Regions from separate parts of the Mus musculus genome. Here region 2 is linked to region 1. Evidence: chromatin loops called from intact Hi-C (ENCODE). Cell type or tissue: left cerebral cortex. All regions are shown on one strand. Each heading gives the region's core, and the rest is flanking DNA. Links, peaks and the distances in the headings are about the cores only.

The links. Peaks named below come from ENCODE experiments on the same cell type or tissue, not always from the same donor. Only the 100,000 strongest peaks of a DNase experiment are listed, where the experiment ranks them.
Region 2: it touches region 1 in a loop (5-fold over the local background); 2 of 42 quality-filtered maps call a loop at or near these places.

Annotation. Positions count from the first base shown.
Region 1 is chrX:64,935,445-64,948,108 of GRCm38, forward strand. It overlaps the pseudogene Gm14673. Among named protein-coding and RNA genes, the nearest start is that of Ctag2, 110 kb to the right of the region's middle. In left cerebral cortex, for the core only: no CTCF peak of the experiment used is centred there; DNase peaks (open chromatin) are centred at 5,434 and 5,805.
Region 2 is chrX:65,179,456-65,192,119 of GRCm38, forward strand. No RefSeq gene overlaps it. Among named protein-coding and RNA genes, the nearest start is that of Ctag2, 140 kb to the left of the region's middle. In left cerebral cortex, for the core only: no CTCF peak of the experiment used is centred there; DNase peaks (open chromatin) are centred at 5,801 and 6,224.

The DNA.
Region 1 (12,664 bases), core at 2,255-10,254:
CCCAAACTTTAAACCCTTCAGTACTGGTCATTTTCCTCTGCTGGTATTTATAACTGGAAAACTAACCACCCCCTTTCTCAGGATCCCCAACGCCTCACAGGGTTGGCGGAGTTCCTTATGTTCTCTCATCAGCCTACTTGGGATTACTGTCAACAGCGGTTACAGATGCTTTTAACAACCGAAGAGCAAGAGAGAATTCTGTTAGAGGCTAGAAAAATAGCCTGGGAGCCAACGGGCGGTCTACACAGCTACAAAATGAGATCGACATGGGATTCCCTTTGACTCGCCCCAGTTGAAACTGCAACATGGCTAAAGGTAGGGAGAGCTTAAAAATCTATCACCAGGCTCCGGTCTCCAAGGTGCCTCAAAACGGGCCCACTAATTTGGCTAAGGTAAGAGGTAATGCAGGGGCCGATCGAACCTTCCTCTGTGTTCCTTGAAAGGCTTATGGAAGCCTTCAGGCGGTTCACTCCCTTTGATCTTACCTCGGAAGCCCAAAAGGCCTCAGTGGCCATGGCCTTTCATAAGGCAGTCAGCTCCCGATATCAGAAAGAAACTTCAGAGATTAAAAGGTGTATTACAAGAAGGAGACAGTTATGCGATCTAGTAAAAGAGGCAGAGAAAGTGTGTGTGTGAGAGAGAGAGAGGCAGGAGGCAAAAGAAAGAGAAAACAGGAGGGATAGTAGACAAGAAAGAAATTTGCCACAGTGGTAGGAGAAAAAGAAAAGACAGGATCTAGACAGGAAACCTGGGCAACTGAAGACCGAGCCTCAGCTAAAGAGGCTCAGCTGTGTCAGACTGAAGTGACTTATTTGGGATACACCCTTCGAGGTGGAAAGCAGTGGCTAAAAGAAGCCAGAAAAAGACTGTAACTCAGATCCCCACCCCAACTACACCAAGGCAAACAAGAAAATTCTTAGGTACTGCTGGCTTCTACAGACTCTAGATACCTGGGTTGGTGACCTTAGCTGCCCAGTTGTACCCCCTAACCAAGGAAGGGAGGTGTTTGTGTGGACCCCAGATCACCAGAAAGCCTTTAAAGAGATTAAAAAGGCCCTACTGATGGCCAGCCTATGCCTGACCTAACCAAGCCTTTCACTCTTTATGTAAAAGAGAGAGCAGGGGTCACCAAAGGAGTCCTTACTCAGACTTTGTGACTTTGAAAAAGGCCAGTGACTTACCTATCCAAGAAGTTACACCCTGTTGCCAGCGGGTGGTTTTCTTGCCTGAAAGCTATTGCTGCCATAATCTGCTTGTCAAGGATGCTGATGAGCTCACTCTGGGACAGCAAATAACTGTAGTGGCATCCCACACTCTTGAAAGCATTACCAACGCTCCTGTGACACATCAGAGCTTTTTGTTGTCTAAATGAGTGATCTTCGCTTCATTCCACCTGCTGTCCCACTGCGTGAGACTGCACCTACTCATCACTGCGCTGACATTCTGGCAGAAGAAATGATCTGAAGGATCAGATCAGCCTTGGCCTAAAGACAGTAGCCTCGAGGTTAAAGGTAAGCAGAAGGCAGGGACAGCAGTATGGTGGTGAACAGAAAGCAAGTGATCTAGGCCAGCAGCCTTCCTGAGGGACGTCGGCCCAGAAAGCTGAACTTATGACTTTAAGACAAGCTCTATAAATGGCAAAGAAAAGTCTACACTGACAACAGGTATGCTTTTGCCACTGTACGGGGCAATATACAAAGAGGGCTGTTGACATCTGCAGAAAAAGACCTAAGATGCTGTGGCTAAAAAAAATCAGGTGGCAGATCTAACCGCCAATCAGGTGGCCCAAGGAGCAATGATCCTGGCAGTCAAGGAGCCTAAAGATTATTATGACATCAGAGAGACCAGCTTTAGATACACCGCTGAGCACTATCAAGTTATGGACAGTATTTGACTTGGCCTGGGGGCCAAGAAATTCAAAGGTGTGGTTAGGTCCTTTGACTACTATGTTACAGGACTCTCTGACTTGGCAGAAGAAATAGTCAAAAGCTGCAAGGACTGTGCTATGACGAGGTAGAATTTCTAAAAGAAACTTTCCCAAGGTAATTGGATCCAATAAAGGACCTGTCTTTGTTGCCCAGGTAAATCAGGGACTGGCCAAGATATTAGAGATCGGTTAGAAGTTACATTGTGCACGCAGGCCCCAAAGCTCAGGACAGATAGAGAGAACGAATAGAACCATTAGAGACCCTTACCAAATTGACAGCGGAGACTGGCGCTAATGATTGGATAGCTCTCCTACCCTTTGTGCTCTTCAGGGATAGAAACACCCCTGGACAGTTTAGACTGACCCCCCTCCACTGGTAAAAATAGCCTCTGTACATAGTGCTGACATGCTGCTTTCCCAGCCTTTGTTCTCTAGGCTCAAGGTGCTCCAGTGAGTGAGACAGCGAGCAAAAAGCAGCTCCAGAAGGCCTACTCAAGAAAAGAAGACCTGCTACATTAGACGTCTCCACGCAAAAAACCTTGAGACTCTGGTGGAAAGGCCCTTATCTTGTACTCTTAACCACCCTACTTTCTACCTTTATGGGACCCCTTTTGATTTTGCTTCTGCTTTTAATTATAGGTCCATGTGTGTTAAATAGGCAAGTCACCCTTATTAGAACAAAAATTAGTGCAGTGCGGCTTTTAGTTTTGAGACAACAGTACCATGCCATAAAGGATCAAGTATGTCAGGAAAAAGATAGTATCTAGTTCTAAGATTAGAACTACTAACAAGAAGAAGGGGGGAATGAAAGAGTAGTAAACTCAGTGCTCCAAGGTATGCTAATCATAAAACAGATAGTGACATTCCTCCACCCACCCACTTCCTGAGTTCAAGGAGTATTCATTCAAAGAAAGTCACCCTGGCCATTACCGGAAGCTGCAATGCAAATGTGCTATTGTTAGGGGCTCTTAGAAACTGTCTTGAGAGTTAACAATTACCAGGTATTCCTTGTGACACCTGTGACTTTGTACTTCCTTGTGACTCTTATCTGGTATTTTTTGGTATTTTCCAACAACGCCCTTCCCACCTCCTTGAGTTGTGGTTTTTCTCCTTTAAATACCCCCTAACTCAGCTACTCGGGGCGCCACAGTCCTCTACCCCTGCGTGGTGTATGACCGTGGGCCCGAGAGCGCTCTTGAATAAAAATCCTCTTGCAATTTGCAACAAGACCGTTTTCTCGTTGGTGATTTTGGGGTGTCGCCTCTCCTGAGTCAGAACGTGGGGGAGTCCTCACGTTGTGGGTCTTTCACTTGTGATATATTTTGACCACAAAATATTAGGCTTGCTTATAAGTATTTATTTGATTTATATTCTGTAGAGAAATTTTGATCCAACAACATGGCTTTTCTGGTTAGGGATCACATCCAAAGACCTTTTAGGTCTGTGTGATGCCTCCGGAATGCAGACAGGCTATAGAGTTTAATCTCTTTGGGTGGAATATGGACACACCCTTAGTACCCACTTTTAATCACAAACAGTATAGGTAAGGTTAGTTAATAGAAAGAAGCAATCATAAGTGAAAGTGATATCTAATTGAGGGGCAGACAATGTGATGAATCAGAGAAAGGTTTGACAGAGTGAGTCAGAGATAGGATACACTCAACTCTCTTGCCAAAGGACAGGAAAGAGAGGCAACTACAAAGAGCACTGTAGAAAGAAAATGTCAGTCAGTTCTGCTAAGTTCATTTGAGTGTAGAGCAGTTTGAGTGGAGCTCAGTGCAGTTCCATGTAGTTAGTGCAGTTAAGTTCTTGGAATTCAGAGGCAGTTTTACTAAGCAGAGCAATCTATTTAGAAGCCAGGAACCGGGTACTCCTGAAAGGCAGGCTGAGGCTGAAAGAGAATAGAGAAAAGACAAGGCCAAGACAATATTCTGATCAAAGCCCCAAAGTATACTAATAATCTGTGCTTATATAAACGGAAAGCCCATCTCCCGCAGATCCATTCTTGATGCCTGTCTATAGCCTGTAGGTGATCTATCTGAAAGAACTGTTTTGGCAAGTAGGTGTTAATTACTGGGTTGCTTGGTCTCCCTGATATTTCAAGGGACTCTCAGCAGGTAGCAGTGTCTTGGAGAAGAGCAGCAGCAGATAACAGAACAATAGAGCCATCTAGGTCCAGGTCTGAAAGCTTTACCCCAGGTGGTCTCATTCTCAGTGGCAGCAAGGCCAGAGCCAGTCTACTCAAGCCTGGGGGAGGCTACAAGGAGAAGCTAGTTTGAATCAGTTAGCTTGGAAAGAAGTTTGAGCCAGAGCAGCTGAGTTGAACCAGCCATCAGAGATCAGGACAAGGTAGTAGGATGATCTTATTCATCATTTAGCTTCTGAGATGTCAATTACATCTGCAGAATAAAAGTTACTTTTACAAAATATACTATTAAGACAACATGATTTAATGATCATTTAATATATTTTTGGTTAGTGAATTATGTGCCTGAGAATGATCTTGAACTTTTTATCTTCCTGCTTCTATCTCCCATGTACCAGGTTTATAAGACAACACTACAATTCCCAGTGTTTGTAGGGCTGGGTATTGAATCCAGAGCATTGTGCATTGCAGGCAAGAACTCTCCAAACTAAACTACATTGGCAGCCCTAGAGAAAAAAAGTATTATGTCACCATCACATATATACTTAAATATAATTATCTGGTAATTGGTGAACATTTTTAATAGTTTTTTCATGGTAAAATCACTAACTATTCATCACATAAACAATGTCCTTTTATTAATATTACACATACCTTACGCAAATCTTACACTTTTTCACAGGTTTTGTTACATTATTACCATCTAAGGTTCTTTGTATATCTTACAACTTCCCTCAAGTAGTCAGTAAAATTTTTTTTTCAGTAAGTCCTTTCAAAGGAGCAAAGGATTATGAATATCATGGCTAAACGTTACACATTTTTTCATCACTTCAGTGAAAGATACATCACAATGATTGAACTCAAAATAACAGCTATAATGGTTTTTAATTGATTTGGTTATAATTGTGAAATTAAATTCAGCAATTAATTTGAGTGAAAGATCCCTCTTTGATGTCATGTTTCATTGGAAAACCCACTCTTACTTATTGGTGGATATTTTTGCATTTAGCATGCAACAACTGCAAATTTCTGAAGTGAGTCTGAAGTAGAAATGAAAAGCAATGGAACATTCAATGATTCTGTTGGTGTCCTACTTCATTTGTGAACTCTAATTATAGAGGAAAAGACATCTTTAAAGAATAACATTCTAGTTAAAGTTAGCCAGCCAACCCACCTATATTATTTCTTAAACTATTTCCATGAAGCAAAGAGTACCAACTTGTATTCTATAATATGAATTTCATTCAACAGAAATTCACAAGTATTTGTAGATCACATCCTAACTACTGTGCAACATGGAGAAAGAGGAAATAAAAAGATATTCCACATTCTGGAGAAACTCACTCTCCAGGGTAAGAGGTAGACATGGTAACAGCTCCTGACAGACCAGTATGTTTAGAATAGCAACACTAACATATTGTGAAGGAGGATAAATGGAAAAATTCTAAGACATTATTTTTGAAATTATAACTACATCTTTCAGTTCATAATATTGTGTAATAATTAGAAACACAGATGCATTTGGCTTTTCTGTGAATGGCATACACATCTAATTGTTAAATTACTTTTTTTGTATCTTTAACTACAGAACATTGCTGGAAAATCCTGGCCTTTGACTGGAATAAAAATGACATTCTACTGTGTTAAAGACAGATGGTCTGGTCCTCTGCAATCCATGCAATCTATCTAAATATATCTTTATTCTCAGTGTCTATGCACACTGCTGGTTTATGGTCCTTGGTTGGAATGTTAGCCAAGTCATTTTGTGCAAAAAAAGGAACTGCGTAGGCTAAAGCTTGGATGAGCTCACTTGAAATTACTTTCTATTTTAAGTCTCTAAGCAACTGTGCTTTGGGATCATAATATAAGATGGCTTTGTCTTTGGCTATAGCTTTTATAAGTTTTGCACAAAGATAATAAAGAAGATTTTATAGACAACAATCAGAAAGAATATTTTAAAGATCTGTGAAAGGAATCTACTGAGATTGCCATTACCTTTCATTAATCATGATATAAAAAAAAAAACATTGTTATGTTTATGCTATACTTAAAGAAGAAAGTGTGTATCATTTATAATACTATTTCAAATTATACATGTCACTTTCCATATATTATTTTAGATAAACTAAATCTTTATTATTGTGTACTGTCAAAGATCTTATAGTAAATAATATCAAAACTATCATAATATGAAAACTTTAGTTTCTTGAGGTTTTGTTTTTGGTGACATGAAATATACTGAATAGCTGATAATTAATATTCATAACCACTGTTATCATTGATCATGGTTACATTGTTTCAAGAAACCATACTCAATAGATCAAACTTCCATCTCATCCTGATGTACTTTATAAAATAACATTAAACCCTGATTTTCTTCCCTCTTATCTCTATCTCCCACACATATAGTTCTTTGAGCAGAGACACTTGTATCTTAAAGAATTTGTATTAGCTTGGACATCAGATTCTACCTATCTATCCATCTATCTATCTATCTATCTATCTATCTATCTATCTATCTATCTATAGTCAATCTATAAATCTATAAATATTTATTTAGAAATATTGTTTATCTCACCTTAATTTTCCCAATATATGTTCAGTAAGTATACAGATTTAACTATTTCTTAAAGCAATGACAATTCAATGAACTATATCTTCATCCTATATATTTATGATATACATGTCTCTAGAATCAATCTCTCTCCTTATTAAGATTCAAAAATTGAGTTCTAATTTTGATGAGGCACTCTCTAACAACCCTACACTTGGGAAGGCTGACTTTGATAGGATTAAATATTGTCACCAGAATTATAAATAAAATCCGTTTCTGTGTTTTTATTCAAAAGGATAGCTCTTTGAGAAACTATAAAATGGAGAGATATCTTGAAAACTATAGACTGATGTTTTTTCTGGTACTTTTCTTCACTTTACATTATACTTTTTTTTATGAACACAAGATTAAGAGCACATGCTCAAATATAGCCATTACCAAAAGTCAATATCTTATGCTTAACTTGGGAGAGATCAGTATATATTTTAGTTTTAAATATTTTCTAATATCAAAGAAAATGTTAGTTTCAATCCATATTAGTTCTCCTAGCCAGAAACTATGTGCTTCTTCCAAACCTAACCTTGACAGGTTGCTACTACAGTAGCAACAGTCTATCTATATTTAAAGGTATATACTGAATGACTAAATGGGAGAAGCAGTGAGCTTGAGATGTAATTGAATAAGCAAATATAGGGACAAATAATTTAAATAACCAAAGTAATAAGTTATAAATTTCACTCTACAGTTTAAAGAGAAAATATGAAAAACATCATTTTCTGATGGCCTAAACAATGAATGAAGCACACACAGCTTGTGGTAATCGGGAATGTTTTCCTAGGCAATTAGGTTAAAAAAAAAAAAAAAACATTACTTCAAGTGAAGAGCCAAGAATTCAAGTATATGTGATAGTATAAGCAAATTACACACACACACACACACACACACACACACACACACACACACACACATGCAATGTTTTCAATAAAGGGAATGAATGGCTTATTTGGTAAGAGCAAGTATACACAGAGCAATAGTAAGGGATGACACTGCAAGACTGAGCTATAGAATTATATTGTGAAGAATGATGACTACTGAGATAAAAATCTAGTACAAAAATGGTTGTGAGCTGTGTAGACAGCTTAGTGGGTTCAAATGTATCATGTGTAAGCACGAGGACCTGAGCTCACACACTCTGCACCCATATAAAGTAAAGCTGTGACCACATAAAGACAGGAGGGTCAGTAGGGTGTGTTGGCCAGCTATTCTAGTTAAAAAAAATGAACTTCAGGTTTAGTGAGATACCTCTGTTCACACAAATAGACTACAATTTTTAAAAAGTAAACTCAGTCATGCACAGCTCACCCTCAGCCGAACTGGATCAGGGCAGTAAAGCTCTGATTTAAGGGTGTTCAGAAGCCCTGGAGAATGACAGAGTTTGGTGCAAGTTGGCTATGACTGCCCATCATAGATCAGCTATGCCCCATCAAAACAAGATCACCAAGACCTGTATTCTTTGTGCTTGTGAACAAATTATTTAGCCAGATTGAGCCTCAATTTCCCCAGCTTTAAAGTAGAAATTGTTCCAGTAAATCTCCTCCCAAATATGCCCCGGCAGTGAAAACACAACACAGTTAATATGATTACATGCTGTGCTCCTAGATTGGGCAGATCTACCATTACACTACCATCTTCCACAGCTTATGAGACCCCTTAGAACTTGTTGTTTCTCTAGGCCATGTGCTTCTGCTCCACTTTTCTTCATCTTTGTCTTCCTCCTCCTCTGCATCCTCTCCCTTCTCTATTTTCTCCTTCTTCTCTCTCCCCCTTTCTGCTCTACCTTCCCTTTTATCTGCCCAATCATCAGCTCTCCTTTATTTTACAAATTAAGGTGGGAAGCAGGTTTACAGGAAATCCCCTGAGCGCTGACTCATTCCTTGTTCACAGACCCTCACAGAAGAACAGATTTAACATTAAATATAATTAGTCCCAGGGCTATCTACAACAGGAACTAATTATTCATATCTACTGGGCTGTTCATGAGCTAAGTAGAAGACCAGGACTATATGTCGGACTCCTCTATTAATGTTCAAGAAGACGTCAGACCTTGTGTGCCAATGCTGAGGCAGATCTGAGAAGCCTGTCCAAAAGAAGAAAAGCAATAGCAAGCTAATCTGAGAAACAAGCAGAAGAGCTTGAAAGAAGAAGAGCAGGAAAGACATCGGGTTGAAGAATGCACTCATCTGTAAAACCAAAGGGTTCGCTTTGCTCCAAAAGATGGGATGCAAGAGTGGATAGGCTCGATGCCCCAGTGTAGGGGAATGACAGGACAGGGAAGCTGGAATGGGTGAGTTGGTGAGCAGAGGAAGGGGGGAGCAGGTGGGGTGTTTGGAGGGGAAACCAGGAAAGGGGATAACATTTGAAATGTAAATAAAGAAAATATCTAATTAAAAAAAGTAAGAATGGAGATGGTATTGTTGAACCAATTCCTCTCAATGTCAAAACAGGAAAAAGTGGCATAGGCCACCAGTCATTATTAAAATGGAAAGCAGAGGAGAGGCTGGAAAACTACAGGAAAAAATTTCACGTAAAAAAAAACAAAATGAAGCAAAGGCCGCTGAGCAGTTTCAGATGCGACTGAGAGTAAGCTGGACAAAATGAGGCTCAAAGGAGACCTGTAAAGAACCCAACAGGCTTGTCATCAGCTGGATGCCCAGAATATTCAGGTTCCCAGGGAGGTGTGGTACTGCATGAGGCCTGAAGAGGAAAATGAGGAAGAGGAAGAGGAAAAAGAAAAACATGGTGAAGATGAGTGCCCAAGTGAAGATTTGAGTGTGCTAAAAAAACTGTAGATCCTCACTGGCTACTTACTAGAAGAATATTGCATTCGGTGTGGGACAGCCAATGAAGATAAAGAAGACTTACTTTTGAATTGCCCAGCACCAACCTCTGTGGTTCATGATTGGGATTGTATTCAATAAAGACCCTATTTGGCAGCACAAGAGAAATGTGTTACTGAGACCTGCTACAGGGATGAAATTTGGAAACTGATGATTTGTATATGCTCTGCCAGGGAGTGGCACTGTTAGAAGGTGTGGCCCTGTTGGAGTAGGTGTGACCTTGTTGGAGTAGGTGTGGTCCAGTTGGAGTAGGCATGGCACTGTGGGTGTGGAATATAAGACCCTCACCCTAGCTGCCTGGAAGCCAGTATTCATCTAGCAACCTTCAGATGAAGATGTAGAACTCTCAGCTCCTCCTTCATCATATCAGCCTGGATGTTGCCATGCTCCTGCCTTGATGATAACATACTGAACCTCTGAACCTGTAAGCCAGGCCCATTTAAATATAGTCCTTATTTTAAAAAAGTAAACTCAAAATAAATCATAGAAAAAATGGTAATAGAAATTCCCGATCTAGAACATGATATTTAAGAAATCAGTTAAAAAAAAACACTATGATTTACATATCACACAAAATAAAAGGTAATAAACAAAATTTCACTAAGATTGAATCACTTATATTTAAGACACAATAAAGAGAATGAGAAGACAATGCCCTTACAGAGTGGATATCAGATAACATGATTGTCTCCTTTTAATAATTCTCAAAATGCAATAATACTAAACAATACTTACTATTTTATATGATTTGGAATGATAAACTAGTATTAAGATTTTTTTTTTAATCTTTGCCATTTGGTTTGGTTGTAGTGTTTCATAAACTAAATCAAAAGCAAAGCCTATGGGGAAAGACATAAAATAGGCATGTAGTTATTATACAACAAAGAGAAATAAAATTTTCTCATATTGAAGATAAGAACATAAAATGTCAAGTCATATACTAGAAGAATGTTTAGAATAATTCCCAGGAAACAATACTCTAATATTCAAAAATTTAAAAGTACTTTTAAAATTAAACAGTAGGAAACACTGCTGAGGGCATCATATGCTTGGATTATAGAACAAGGAGAAATCAACATGGCACTGACTTGGAAGACTCATGACTATTAACTAGCTTTCATGATATTGGAACGTGGTATGCATGCTACCAGAGGAGAAAATAACCATCTATTATTGCTAAATGTGAACACTTTGAGCTACAATATGACTGCCCTGGCAAGATATGCCCATGGGTGCAATAATGGAACAAACATGGGAGTAATAAACCATGTTCTGATTGGATTTAAGTATTACTTCAAAAGATGAAACTGTCACCTAGCACCATTATCAGTCCAAGTCCTATGGATATATAGGCCATAGTCCCTGGGGGAGAACATACTATCATTGTTCTGTGAAATAGAAATGTTATTAGATTAAATCCTAATGAATGATCATTATATTGATAGAATAATAATTTTTTAGCCCTCTTCTGAGAATCATCTAATTAGCAGTAGATGGTGATTGACATAGTGTCCCATAATTGACCAAGGTGAAAAGAAGAGACTATATATGATAGAGGGAAAAGATTAGAAGAGACAAATATGGTGGATGACTCCAATAAAAGTGCTTTTAAAGTTTATTATTATTATTATTATTATTATTATTATTATTATTATTATTACAAAGCACCTGAAGAAATGAACTGACAATGATTAAGATGCACAGAACTGTTAAATCTTAAGCTAGGCAGAAAGGACAAGGCAGAAGGGGTTGAAGGGATGGAAGAGGAGTGCTATTCCGGAGGGTGGGGGTTTTGGTGGGTGATAGGTCTGGAATCCACCATGCTTCCAGGAGCAGCTCTGCGACTTGGGTAGGGGGGTGCAGTTTCTTACCAACTGCTCTGAGCACACTCGGTCCTCTAGGATGGATGAGGATATGGGGTTTTCAAGGGAGCAGACCAACTTGGGGTCTGCCCCAGCTGCAAGGACCCAGTGAAAGGATAAGTTTTTCTTTTCATTTTACTCTTCTCTACTTTTCTTGATTTGAGGCTATAGTGACTGGGACTTTTTTTATTTTCTTCTTTTAAATATGTTTTTGTTCAGTATCCTCATTATTCCATGTTATTTTCCTATATAGCTGATTTGATGGAATAGTTTTCTGATACCATCTTCATGATTATTTAATTAAGGTACTCTGTATGATCTTGAGAAAAACTTAGGTAAACTACAGTTTCAATTTTCTATAAGTGAGTTAATAAATATATAATCTGCCAAATTAAAATAGTAAATAACAAGTGGTGTATGGATAAACATACAAATAAATGGATAGGTAGATAACAAGTATCATCAATTTGAGTGTTCAATGTATTTAATAGAAATAACCTAGAGGGTCTCCTTTAGAGGCAGTCAGATGGTGATTCCTGTTGAGAGAGTTCTGTAACTGGCCCTTTGGTACTTTGTAGGTTCTTTTTGCTTCCACTGTTTCAAACTTCTAACACTAGAGAGGAGAAGAAAAATGGAAGAGGGGGAAAGAGCCACATTATCGTTAGACCACATCCTGCTGATTAGGGGTATTGAGTTCTTTGGGGCAAGTTTAATATTTGCCTCCAGGATATCTAATTTCTTCTTGATTTGTTTCCTTGTTTCCAATAACTACTTCATAAACTGCAACCAACAACAAACAAGAGCAACAACAACAGTCCCACCACCTCTTAGGGCTCTAGCATTTATTTATCCTCTGAAAAGTTCCCAGAATTCCAAACATCATACACTTGAAGAAACTACTTGCAGAGAGTAAAATAATGCTCCTGCTAGAGCACAAGGCAAATCATAGTCAGCTGCTGTGCATAATCTGAAGCAGTACCATATCCCACATCTGGGACTAATATGAAATCATATTCATATGATATTTCTATGTTTTATAAGAACCCAATATTCTCACTACAGAGTCCCAGGAAGAGTAAAATGTCCTTTCTGGTAAAACTTCCAAGTAAAAATAATAGCGAGGGGGAGTAGAGTGGAGGGGAGGGTAGGAGAGGAGAGGAGAAGAGAGGAGAAGAGAGGAGAAGAGAGGAGAAGAGAGAAGAGAAGAGAAGAGAAGAGAAGAGAAGAGAAGAGAAGAGAAGAGAAGAGAAGAGAAGAGAAGAGAAGAGAAGAGAAGAG
Region 2 (12,664 bases), core at 1,880-9,879, 240 kb after region 1:
GTCCATTGTGTTTCTGTATCAGTTTCTACCTCCAAGTTTCTACCCTACTTAAGTTACTTTCTTGACTTCCTTTGCTGATGAACATCAATATGGAAGTATAAGCTGAATAAACCCTTTCCTCCCCAACTTACTTTTTGGCCACGGTTTGTTAGTTCAACAATAGAAACTCTAACTAATAAAGGTGGTAACATAAATGGAGTATTGTTGTGATAGGCCCGACCATGTTTTTGTTGGAAGGAATGTCTACTTTGGAAGTTTGGGTTAGGAAAGAAGCGGAATGCTTTAAGTGAGGTGTAATGAACCATATTAGTAGAAGTATGTAAGACAGTGATGCACCCTTAGGTGATTTTAACTGTGGAGGCCCAGTTAAAGACATTTTGGAAGATAAGAATATTAATAGGTGAAATGAAACTGTGAAGGTGTAGCCTGGATTGCCTTGGAGACGCCAAGATGATTTTGGAGATGCCAGAGTTTTGATATACCTGCCAAGACAATCTGTTAACAGAGAATAGAACCAGCTGAAAAGAGGTAAGTATATTTTAATCAACATAGCTGAAAGGAGTTGGAGATCTAAAGAACATCTTGACATTAAACATGAAGATACGAAATTTAGAATTTTCCCAGCTGGTTTTTAGAATTGTTTTGACCCACTATTTTCTCACTGTGTTCCCTTTTGTCTGTTTTGTAAAGAAAATGAATATTCTGTACCACTGTATATTGGAAGTGCATGGTCTGCTTCTTTAGTTTGGTTTTACAGAGGATCAGAGTTAAGAGATTGCCATGAGTTTAAAAGGAAACTTTGAATTTTTAAATATTTTTGAGAATTTCATAGACTATGGGCCCTTTTGAAGATGTACTGAATGCAGTTTCATATTATGATATAGCTACAAATCTGTGGAGGCTAGGGAATAGAATGTGGTGATTGGAATAAAAATATAGACTCATAGGGAGTAGAATAATTGTGGCCTTGGTGAAGGAAGTATGCCACTCTGCAGTCAGGCAGTGAGATTTTTTTTTCATTCTCTTTTCCTAATTCCTTCCAATTCAGATGTAGAACTCTTGTATTCTGTTCCAGTATTATGTCAGTCTATGTGCTGGGATATTAGCAGTGAGAAGACTTCTCATTTCTTATTGCAGTAAAATTGTGTTACATAGATATGTATCTTTCTCTAAAGTGAGTCTTGCTCAAAGATCTGCTTATCAGAGTTTCAACTTACTCACTTCAGATATGTAAGATACTTTTCAAAACATAACAAAGCTCTCACTGCTAGGGATGACAGAGATCCTTTCCTATCTATATTTGTTTTTATTGCGGCCATTGTTTTTCAGCCTATTTTATAACCTTATCTAATTTCTCTTTAGGTGAAATTGATCACTCTTCTTTAGCCCTCAAGATAATCAATCTATAACAATAGGTCTTTGGTGTCAGTTTACACAGAGATAGAGAGATTGTTGCCTTAGCAACAGTTTGGGTGGTTTGGGAATTCACACAGAATCCCATTGCACAACTCAATTTGACTTAACCAGTTCCCAATACTGGAAGCTCCTTTGGTGACAGCAATTTCTGGTAGGGGCTATGTCTCACCCAATACTTGATTGCCTTCAAATATGTACATATATTGTAACTAGCTCCTATTGTATTTGGTTTCTATACTACCCCCCCAAACAGCCCTTAGTTTTTAGCTGTCTCTGCCATGTATTCCCTCTTCTGTTCTTTGATTTCCTCCCCTTCCCTGCTTGACCCTCCCATTACCATCACCTACCACTTGCCTTTCCAGAAGTATCTAATTTGTCTTTCCAAGGGAAACCTATCTATGTACCTGCAATCCCTTCTACTATAACTAACTACTGTGGTTCTATGACGAGGTTCTATTACCATTAATATAACCACTAATATTCAGAATAAACAAATGCATGTCACATTCTTCTTTCTGAGTCTGAGTTTTACCTCACACTGGAAGATCTTTATCTAGTTTCATCTATTTAACTAATTTCATGACTTCATTTTTGATGGCTGAGTGATATTTCACTTTGTAATTCCTCATTTTATTTATCATTTTTTTTCTGTTGAGTGATAGTCAAGCTGTTCCATTATGACAAGAGGTACAATAAGCATTATTAAGCAAGTGTCTCTATGATAGGATAAGCATCCTTTGTGTATGTACTCAGGCATGGTAGAGCTTCATCTGGAGGTAGATCAATTCCTATCTTCCTAAAGAACAGCCAAACTGAATTCCATAATGTTGTTCAAGTTTGTACTCCCAACAACAATGGATGGGTGCTCATTCCCCTAACTCCAGATCCTTGTCATCATTAGCTGTCACTTGTCTTATTGATCTTGGCAATTCTAATGGTTATAAGATGAAATCATAAATTAGTTTGAATTTACATTTCCCTGCATATTGTTGAACATATACTTCAGTGTTCATGAGCCATTTGAGTTTCCTTATTTGGGAACTCTCAGTTTATCTCTGTATCCCATTTTTAATTGAGTTATTATTTTTCATATCTAGTTTCTTGTATTCTTTATTGATTTTAGATATTAGACCTCTATTAGATGTGTAGTTGCATATTACAGCAATATGGAATGATAATTGAGGTATGTATTCAAAAGAGAGGCAGTGGTTGTTTGATTTTCCAGATGATCCAACTCTTATTCTTTTTTGACCCTGTGGTAACTACTCTTAAAACTCACAGAAACTATCATATAATATAACAATGTAATTCCTGTATATAGAATTCTACCTCATTCATATTATAGATCATTGCACAGGTATATTTGTTGCTTTCATAACAGTAAGTAAATGTAAATAGCCTAGATGTCATGAACATATGAGTGAAAAATGAAAATGTTAATATACATATGTAATATATACATATATAATATTATATATAATGAAATATTCAGTCACCCATAAAGCTATTGGAAGTTATAAAATTTGTAAAAAAGTTAATGGAAATGGAAAATAATTATATAAATTGAGATAACCCAGGCTAAAAAATACAAATTTGTATTTTCTCTCACATATGAATACTAACCTTAAACTATTAAGTATATTGGTAGGAAAAAATAAAGGTAAAACACAGGAAACCAGAAAGAGGCTCATGAGAACTGAAAAAAGAAGGTTTAAGAAAAATTAAAAGGTAGGGAAAAAGGCAAAGCATGGAAGTAGGAACCAGGACCTTAAAGGTGGGAGGAAGAGAGAAAAAATAAAATCTTAAATATGTATGGAAATGCTCACAAAAACGCTAGCAGCAGTAGACTCATACTCTTCTATAATAATGATAATAATAATAATTTTTATAGTATTAAATATAGCAATGATAGTCAATATTATTAAAATGGATGTAATAAGTTAACATTTCAAACCCCAGAAATTCTTTTATTAGTGTGCATTACACTTCACCAATTGCTCAATTATACAATAAGGTATAATCAATGAGAGTCTATATGAAACCCTGTTAGTCATGCCTCAGGGACAAGAATCAATTCTAATTAGTCTCTAAAAAAGCTATTTCTAAGGTCTTGATTCTATTTCATATTTCATAGTCAAATTTTATAAAAATTCATAAATATAAAAATAGAATCCTCCTAAATGTACAATATTTTCTATAACATATAATTACAACCATGAAGCAAAAATGTGGTTTTCTTTAAATGATTTGCCGTTTATTTAGATCTTATCACAGGAATCTGATAGAACAGATGAATTAAGGCAAGTACTTGATTTAGATAATTTCTAAATCAAGTCTTCTCACTAGGCAATTTAGGGAGATAACATCTTTCTGTGGAGGACAAAATCGTTTCTGAACAATTATTGAATCTTCATGTTCCTGGATATATACTGTCCAGCCTTCAGAATTGTAAACACTATAGATATTTGTTCTGAATTTAAACATTTATTTCTGAATGAAGGAAGAATACTCATAAAACTGAGAATGGAAATGCAACATACAAAGCCAAGAAATTCAACATTATTCATAAGATATAGAAAGTTGTAGGGTTACAGCTTTCATGAGTTATCACCAGTGCTGTGGTAGATTTGGTGATAAACTCACTGACTAGATCCTGCTTTCTTTTTTTAAAAAGTCTTTTTATTAGATATTTTCTTCATTTACATTTCAAATCCTATCACCAAAGTCCCCTATACCCCTCCCCCTCCCCTGCTCCCTAACCCACCCATTCCTGAATCCAGGCCCTGGCATTCCCCTGTACTGGGGCATATGGTCTTCACAATACCAAAGGGCTCTCCTCCCATTGATGGCCAACTAGGCCATCCTCTGTGACATATGCAACTAGAGACACAGCTCTTGGGGGGTTCTGGTTATTTCATATCATTGTTCCTCCTATAGGGTTGCAGACCCTTTTAGCTCCTTGGTTACTTTCTCTATCTCCTTCATTAGGGGCCTTCTGTTCCATCCAGTAGATGACTGTAAGCATCCACTTCTGTATTTGCCAGGCATTAGCATATACTCACAATAGAGAGCTATGTCAGGGTCCTGTCAGCAAATCTTTCTGGCAAATGCAATAGTGTCTGGATTTGGTATATGTATATGGGATGGATCCCCAGGTGAGGCAATCTCTGGATGGTCGTTCCTTCCATCTTAGCTCCAGACTTTATTTCTGTAACTCCTTCAATGGGTATTTTGTTCCCCATTCCAAGAAGGAACGAAGTACCCACACTTCGGTCTTTCTTCTTCTTGAGTTTCATTTGTTTTGCAAATTGTATCTTGGATATTCTAAGTTTCTGGGCTAATAACCACTTATCAGTGAGTGCACAGCATGTGTGTTCTTTTGTGATTGGGTTACCTCACTCAGGATGATATCCTCCAGATGTATTCATTTGTCTACGAATTTAATAAATTCATTCATTTTAGTTGCTGTGTAATAATCCATTGTGTAAATGTACCATATTTTCTTTATCCATTCCTCTTTTGAGGGACATCTGGGTGTTTTCCAGTTTCTGGCTATTCTAAATAAGGCTGCTATGAACATAGTAGAGCACAGGTTAATCAATGCAATAGAAATGAAGGCCCAGAAATGAACCCACACACCTATGGTCACTTGATTTTTGACAAGAGAGCTAAAACCATCCAGTGGAAAAAAGACAGAATTTTCAACAAATGGTGCTGGCACAACTGGCAGCTCTCATATAGAAGAATGCGAATTCATCCATTCTAACCTCCTTGTACTAAGGTCAAGTCTATGTGGATCAAGGAACTCCACATAAAACCAGAGACACTGAAACTTATATAGGATAAAGTGGGGAAAAGCCTCGAAGTTATGGGCACAGGGGAAAAATTTCCTGAACAGAACAGCAATGTCTTGTGCTGTAACATGAAGAATTGACAAATGGGACATCATAAATTTGCAAAGCTTCTGTAAGGAAAGACACTGTCAATAAGACCAAAGGGCCACCAACAGATTGGGAAAGGATCTTTACCTATCCTAAATCATAGGGAAATAATATCCAATATATTTAAAGAACTCAAGAAGATGGACTCTAGAAAAACAATTAACCCTATTTTTTTTAAATGGGGTACAGAGCTAAACAAAAAATTCTCAACTGACGAACACTGAATGGCTGAGAAGCACCTGAAGAAATGTTCAACATCCTTAATCATCAAGGAAATGCAAATTTAAAAACCCCTGAGATTCTACCTCATATCTCTCAGAATGGCTATGATCAAAAATTCAGGTGATGGCAGATGCTGGTGAGGATGTGGAAAAAGAGGAACACTCCTCCATTGCTGGTGGGATTGCAAGCTGGTACAACCATTCTGGAAATCAGTCTGGCAGTTCCTCAGAAAATTGGAAGTTTAGAAAATCTTCTACCGGAAGATCCAACAATTCCTCTCCTGGGCATATAGCCAGATGATTTTCTAACTTGTAATAAACCCTGCTTTCTTATGGAATCCTTCCTCCATCTTGTTGTAAATACTTTGAAAATTTCAGTGGTTCACAATGAAATTTAAAAAAAAGTACAAGTAATTTATGAATTTATTCTTAAATCATATATTTCATAAGACTTTTTGTTATTTTTATGTGGGATATTTAAAATTCTACACTATGTCCCAAATTTTCTTTTTTAGTATGTTACTTTTTTTTTTTTACAAGAGTGTTATCTTCTTAAAATATGTTATCTTGAACTGTTCTTTTTCTCTTCTTGAAAATTCTCTCTGCAGAAAGCCTTGTGTGGGCAGCTAACATGGAAGCAACTGTCACGTAGCAACACCCAATCAATGAATGTATCTTTGTCATTTTCAGTGCCAAAGAAAATTTATTTACTCAACTAACATTTATTAAGTGTGACTAACTCTGTTAGCTAATGGACTATTTGATAAGGCTAAAGCAGTAGTTACCAGGAAAAATGGCCTGCTTTAATGGAGTATGTTCTAATGAGATGAGGATTGGGAAAAATTGCCTTGGTTGATGAAATGCGATATGCAAAAAAAGTAAGCTAGGTGGGGTGAATAGAGAGAAATAAAGTTAATATATGGGAAAGATTCACTTTAACATGACATTGATCCTCTATAACCATTCACCTCTCCGATTCCAGACTGCAGAAAGTTGTCATATGTCATATGTTGTTAAAATATATCATAAAGTTTTAAAATATAGGCATTCTAGCACAAGAAATTATTAGATAAGCGATAATCTTCACTAATAATGTATTTCTCAGCTCTCTTGCCTCCCTTTTCCACAAAGTCAAGTACAGCCTGCTGTGGCCAACATTTTACTTTCTTGAAGTTTGCATGACTCTTTATTTTATTTTTTTTATTACGTATTTTCCTCAATTACATTTCCAATGCTATGCCAAAAGTCCCCCACACCCTACCCCCCACTCCCCTACCCACCCATTGCCACTTTTTGGCCCTGGTGTTCCCCTGTACTGGGGCATATAAAGTTTGCATGTCAAATGGGCCTCTCTTTCCAGTGATGGCCTACTAGGCCATCTTTTGATACATATGCAGCTAGAGTCAAGAGCTCTGGGGTACTGGTTAGTTCATAATGATGTTGCACCTACAGGGTTTCAGATCTCTTTAGCTCCTTGGATACTTTCTCTAGCTCCTACATTGGGGGCCCTGTGATCCATCCAATAGCTAACTGTGAGCATCCACTTATGTGTTTTCTAGGCCCTGGCCTACTCTCAAAAGAGACAGCTATATCAGGGTCCTTTCAGCAAACCCTTGCTAGTGTATGCAATGGTGTCATCGTTTGGAGGCTAATTATGGGATGGATCCCTGGATATGGCAGTCTCTAGATGGTCCATCCTATTGTCTCAGATCCAGACTTTGTCTCTATAACTCCTTCCATGGGTGATTGTTTCCAATTCTAAGAAGGGGCAAAGTGTCCACACTTTGGTCTTCATTCTTCTTCAGTTTCACGTGTTTTACAAATTGTCTCTTATATCTCGGGTATACTAAGTTTCTGGGCTAATATCCACTTATCAGTGAGTACATATCATTTAAATTCTTTTGTGATTGTGTTACCTCACTCAAGATGATGCCCTCCAGGCCCAACCATTTGCCTAGGAAATTCATAAATTTATTCTTTTTAATAGCTGAGTAGTACTCCATTGTGTAAATGTACCACATTTTCTGTATCCATTCCTCTGTTGAGTGGCATCTGGGTTCTTTCCAGCTTCTGGCTATTATAAATAAGGCTGCTATGAACATAGTGGAGCATGTGTCCTTCTTACCGGTTGGGACATCTTCTGGATATATGCCCAGGAGAGGTATTGCTGGATCCTCCGGTAGTACTATGTCCAATTTTCTGAGGAACCGCCAGACGGATTTCCAGAGTGGTTGTACAAGCCTGCAATCACACCAACAATGCAAGAGTGTTCCTCTTTCTCCACATCCTCGTCAGCATCTGCTGTCAACTGAATTTTTGATCTTAGCCATTCTGACTGGTGTGAGATGGAATCTCAGGGTTGTTTTGATTTGCATTTCTCTGATGATTAAGGATGCTGAGCACTTTTTTCAGGTGCTTCTCAGCCATTTGGCATTCCTCAGGTGAGAATTCTTTGTTTAGATCTGAGCCCCATTTTTTAATGGGGTTATTTGATTTTCTGGAGTCCACCTTCTTGAGTTCTTTATATATATATTGGATATTAGTCCCCTATTTGATTTAGGATAGGTAAAGATCTTTTCCCAATCTGTTGGTGTCCTTTTTGTCTTATCAACGGTGTCTTTTGCCTTGCAGAAGCTTTGCAGTTTCATGAGGTCCCACTTGTCAATTCTCAATCTTACAACACAAGCCATTGCTGTTCTATTCAGGAATTTTTCCCCTGTGCCCATATAATCGAGGCTTTTCCCTACTTTCTTCTCTATGAGTTTCAGTGTCTCTGGTTTTATGTGGAGTTCCTTGATCCACTTAGATTTGACCTTAGTACAAGGAGATAGGAATGGATCAATTCACATTCTTCTACATGATAACCACCAGTTGTGCCAGCAACATTTGTTGAAAATGCTGTCTTTCTTCCACTGGATGGTTTTAGCTTCCTTGTCAAAGATCAAGTGACCATATGCGTGACTCCTATTTACCTGCTTTTATGACAGACTTTATCTTGAGAACTACTTTTCCAGGTTTGTTTTTGTTAATGTCTTTAAGGTTTGAACAAATAAAATAAGAATAAGCAAAATGAATTCAGTTCATGTTTAAAAGTTTGTACCAATCAGTAGAGAGTTTGTTGTCTTTACACTCCCAGGCTCTCCTGGTAGCATCTTGGGGCTTCTTACATCTATAGTTGGAAAATGTTATCTTTAAGTTATATTTCTTTATATTTTGCTATAAGACTTTAATTCAGAGTGCCTTTCTTTCCTATTTGCCTCATTTACTCCTCAAATATTTATATTAAGAATCTCTTCACATATAGATGCTGTTTCTTTTGTAACAAAAATAATTTCCCCCTGAGAATGTTAAAAACTGGTAAGAGTCCCTTTTCTTCTATGCAGATATTGCACAACTGAGCTAACCTCACAGCCTTTCTCCTTTTAAAGTTTTATTTTATTTGTATATATGTGTGTATATGTGTATGTGTGGGTGTGTATGTGTGTGTATGTGTATGCATGTCTGTATGTATGTATGTGTGTGTGTATGTGTGTGTGTGTGAAAGTGTACATATATGCTTTATCTTCTGAAACCAGAAAAAGGTCTTCAACTGACCTGGTGCTTGTTATAGGTAGTTGTGAATCTCCCCATGTTGATGCTGGTAATATAATTCTTACCCAGGTTTACTGGCTGAGTCATCCCTTAAGACTTGCCCCAGCTTTAATAATTTCTATTTTTAAAGAAAGTGTTACTAAATTGCCCACATTATATATAATATTATATCAATGTAACCTTAATTGACAATGATGCTAGTAGTAATCAGCAAATTGTTGAGACTTGTCCATAAATATGCATATTCAGAAATAATGTACTACTATACCAAATGTCAGCCTTGAACACATACATAAAAGTACCATTATATGACTTGAGCGGCATACAACAAATATTAGCTTTTTTAAACATTAATTTTATTGAGAGAGGAGTGGTACAGTACATTAAAGTATTTGGAGGGAGAAAAAAGAAGGGTGAAGTAGTGAAATGTTGTAATTATAATTTCAAAAATAAAATAATAATGTCAAATTATTTTGGAACATTGATCTCTCCATTGCTCTGTGTGTCTGTCAGGGTTCTCTATAGCATCCAAACGCTGACACCATTGCATACACTAGCAAGATTTTATCGAAAGGACCTAGATGTAGCTGTCTCTTGTGAGACTATGCTGGGGCCTAGCAAACACAGAAGTGGATGCTCACAGTCACCTAATGGATGGATCACAGGGCTCCCAATGGAGGAGCTAGAGAAAGTACCCAAGGAGCTAAAGGGATCTGCAACCCTATAGGTGGAACAACATTATGAACTAACCAGTACCCCGGAGCTCTTGTCTCTAGCTGCATATGTATCAAAAGATGGCCTAGTCGGCCATCACTGGAAAGAGAGGCCCATTGGTCACGCAAACTTTATATGCCCCAGTACAGGGGAACGCCAGGGCCAAAAAGGGGAAGTGGGTGGGTAGGGGAGTGGGGGTGGGTGGGTATGGGGGACTTTTGGTATAGCATTGGAAATGTAAATGAGCTAAATACCTAATAAAAAATGGGAAAAAATAAATAAATAAATAAATAAATAAATAAATAAAGAGTCCCAAGGAACCAAAAAAAAAAAAAGAAAGAAAAAGAAAAAGAAAAATATGTAAATTGTAGATTCACCTCCTATTTTGCTAGTGATCAGCCTGACTTCCAGAGTAGACCAGGGCAGGCAGGTATAGGTTATGTTAGCTATTGCAGGGCAAAACTCACAATTGTTGGAGCAAAAGTATCTTACTATTGATAGATTTTATAATTTTTATTTTATAATTTATATTTTATAATTTATCGCTAGTCTGCGGCTAATAGCATCTAGCCTCTGGCAAAAACAAAAACAAACAAACAAACAAACTGCAGATACAGCAGGTGATGAAGCAAAGAAGGCTTAATTACTATACTCTTTTGTCTCTGTCTCAGTGGCTAGTTGAGAGGCTTAGATTTTGATAGCTGAATCAGTGAAAAAATAAAAGAAAAGAAAAGAAAAGAAAAGAAAGGAAAAGAATGAAAAAAATTCAAGCACACCCTGAGACACACATACTAGATTAAGCAGAGAAGGGCTAAATTTGCCTCGTTATTGTTGTACTTATCATTTATAGTTTCTCAGGATGATTGATCACATGATTTTCTAAGTACATTTACATTCTGAAGTTCATAGTAAGTGGAAGGTTCATGTCATGAATCAATAAAACTTAAGGAATTACAAAAGAATTATCTATATGCCATTCTGCTATGACTATTACCTGACTAAACACTCATTATCTGTGACTAGATCAATAATTTCATTATAAGTTGAAAGCAATAATTTTTATGTCATAGTTTTGTCAAGAAACAAAGCTTCTGCCTTGTGTCTTATTTTTATGTCTTATACAGATAAACTAGTCCATTATTTTATTTTCTGTCCTTGCACCTATGATAAATTATCTATTCCCAATTGATGACCTTTAGTTAACAGATCGTGGCCTCATTCCTAACCTGGAATGAATGTTTTCCTTGATCCTAAACTGCTTCTAAGCCTTCTTTCTTTTCCTAGTGCAATTAGCCTGTGACACACAAGGTTTAAAGAGCTCTATTTTGAGCTTGTATACAATAAAGGACTTGAGATTTCTTGTATCAATTTAGGAATTCTACAAAATCATTATCAGGAGTTTTGAAATAATCAGGTTATATACAACTTCTTACTTTATGAAATTATATCTTCATATTGATTCTTCTAGAAATTTCCCAAATAGGGTGGGTTAGTGCCCCAGAATCATTTGGATATGTAATAGTGACAGGAAAGGAAAATCAGCAGCAAGAAGCAATCCTCAGATGAAGTCTGTAAAGACCCTGCATTCTCAGTGCTCATCCATCACCTCCATGCAAAATGATGGGCAATCTTCAAAAAACTCATTTCCTTGACTTAGCCTTTCCTAAATGGCTTCTAACACTATTTACTGAAAAATTAAATCAAATTAAGAGAGCAATACTCATGGAAGGAGTTACAGAGATAAAGTTTGGAGCTGAGACAGAAGTAAAGACCACCCAGAGACTGCCCCACTCTGGGATCCATCCCATATACAACCATCAAACCCAGACACTATTGCATACGCGAGAAAGATTTTGCTGAGAGGACTCTGGCATACCTCTCTCTTTTGTAAGGCTATGCCAGTGCCTGGCAAATACAGAAATGCATGCTCACAGTCATGTATTGGATGGAACACAGGACCCCCAATGAAGGAGCTAGAGAAAGTACACAAGAAGCTAAAGGGGTCTTCAAACTTATAGGAAGAACAACAATATGAACTAACCAGTACACCCCAGAGCTTGTGACTCTAGTTGCATATGTAGCAGAGGATGGCCTAGTCAGCAATCAATGGGCGTGGAAGCCCTTGGTCTTGTGAAGATCATATGCCTCAGTAGAGAGGAATGCCAGGGCCAGGAAGCAGGAGTGGGTGGGTTGAGTAGCAGGGCAGGGAATGGTATAGGGGGCATTGGGGATACCATTTGAAATGTAAATGAGAAAATATCTAATAAAATGCCATAAAATTAATTTATAGATAAGGTAACTTGAAAAAAAAAAAAAAAGAACACCCATGCTTCCAATTGGAGTCAGCTCCAGGCCAACTTGGATACAAATGGTCCCACGGTCACCAGAGGACACTCCATGAAGCAGGTGCCCTAGTACACCCAGGATCTTAGGATCACTGGTGAGTGGAACACAGCATCTGTTCCAAAGTAATCCTGAGAAACCTGTGCCAGCAGAAGCAAGGACACAGGAGCCCTGTCTGACCAGCAGTTCAGGTTCCTTCTGGTTGGTGCTGGTATATCTTGGTTTCAAACACAGCAGACAGCGACACTGTCCCCAGAGGAGACACCACTTCCAAGCACTGTAACAGGCCCAGCATCTTAGGATTCCAGGATCCCAGGACACCAAGAACTTGGTCACACGAGGATCTCAGGGTCTCAGAGGAAGCTTGACTGCCAAGAACTCTGACACACCCAGAATCTCAGGTTCACAGGATCCCGGAATCACAGGATCACAGAGAGA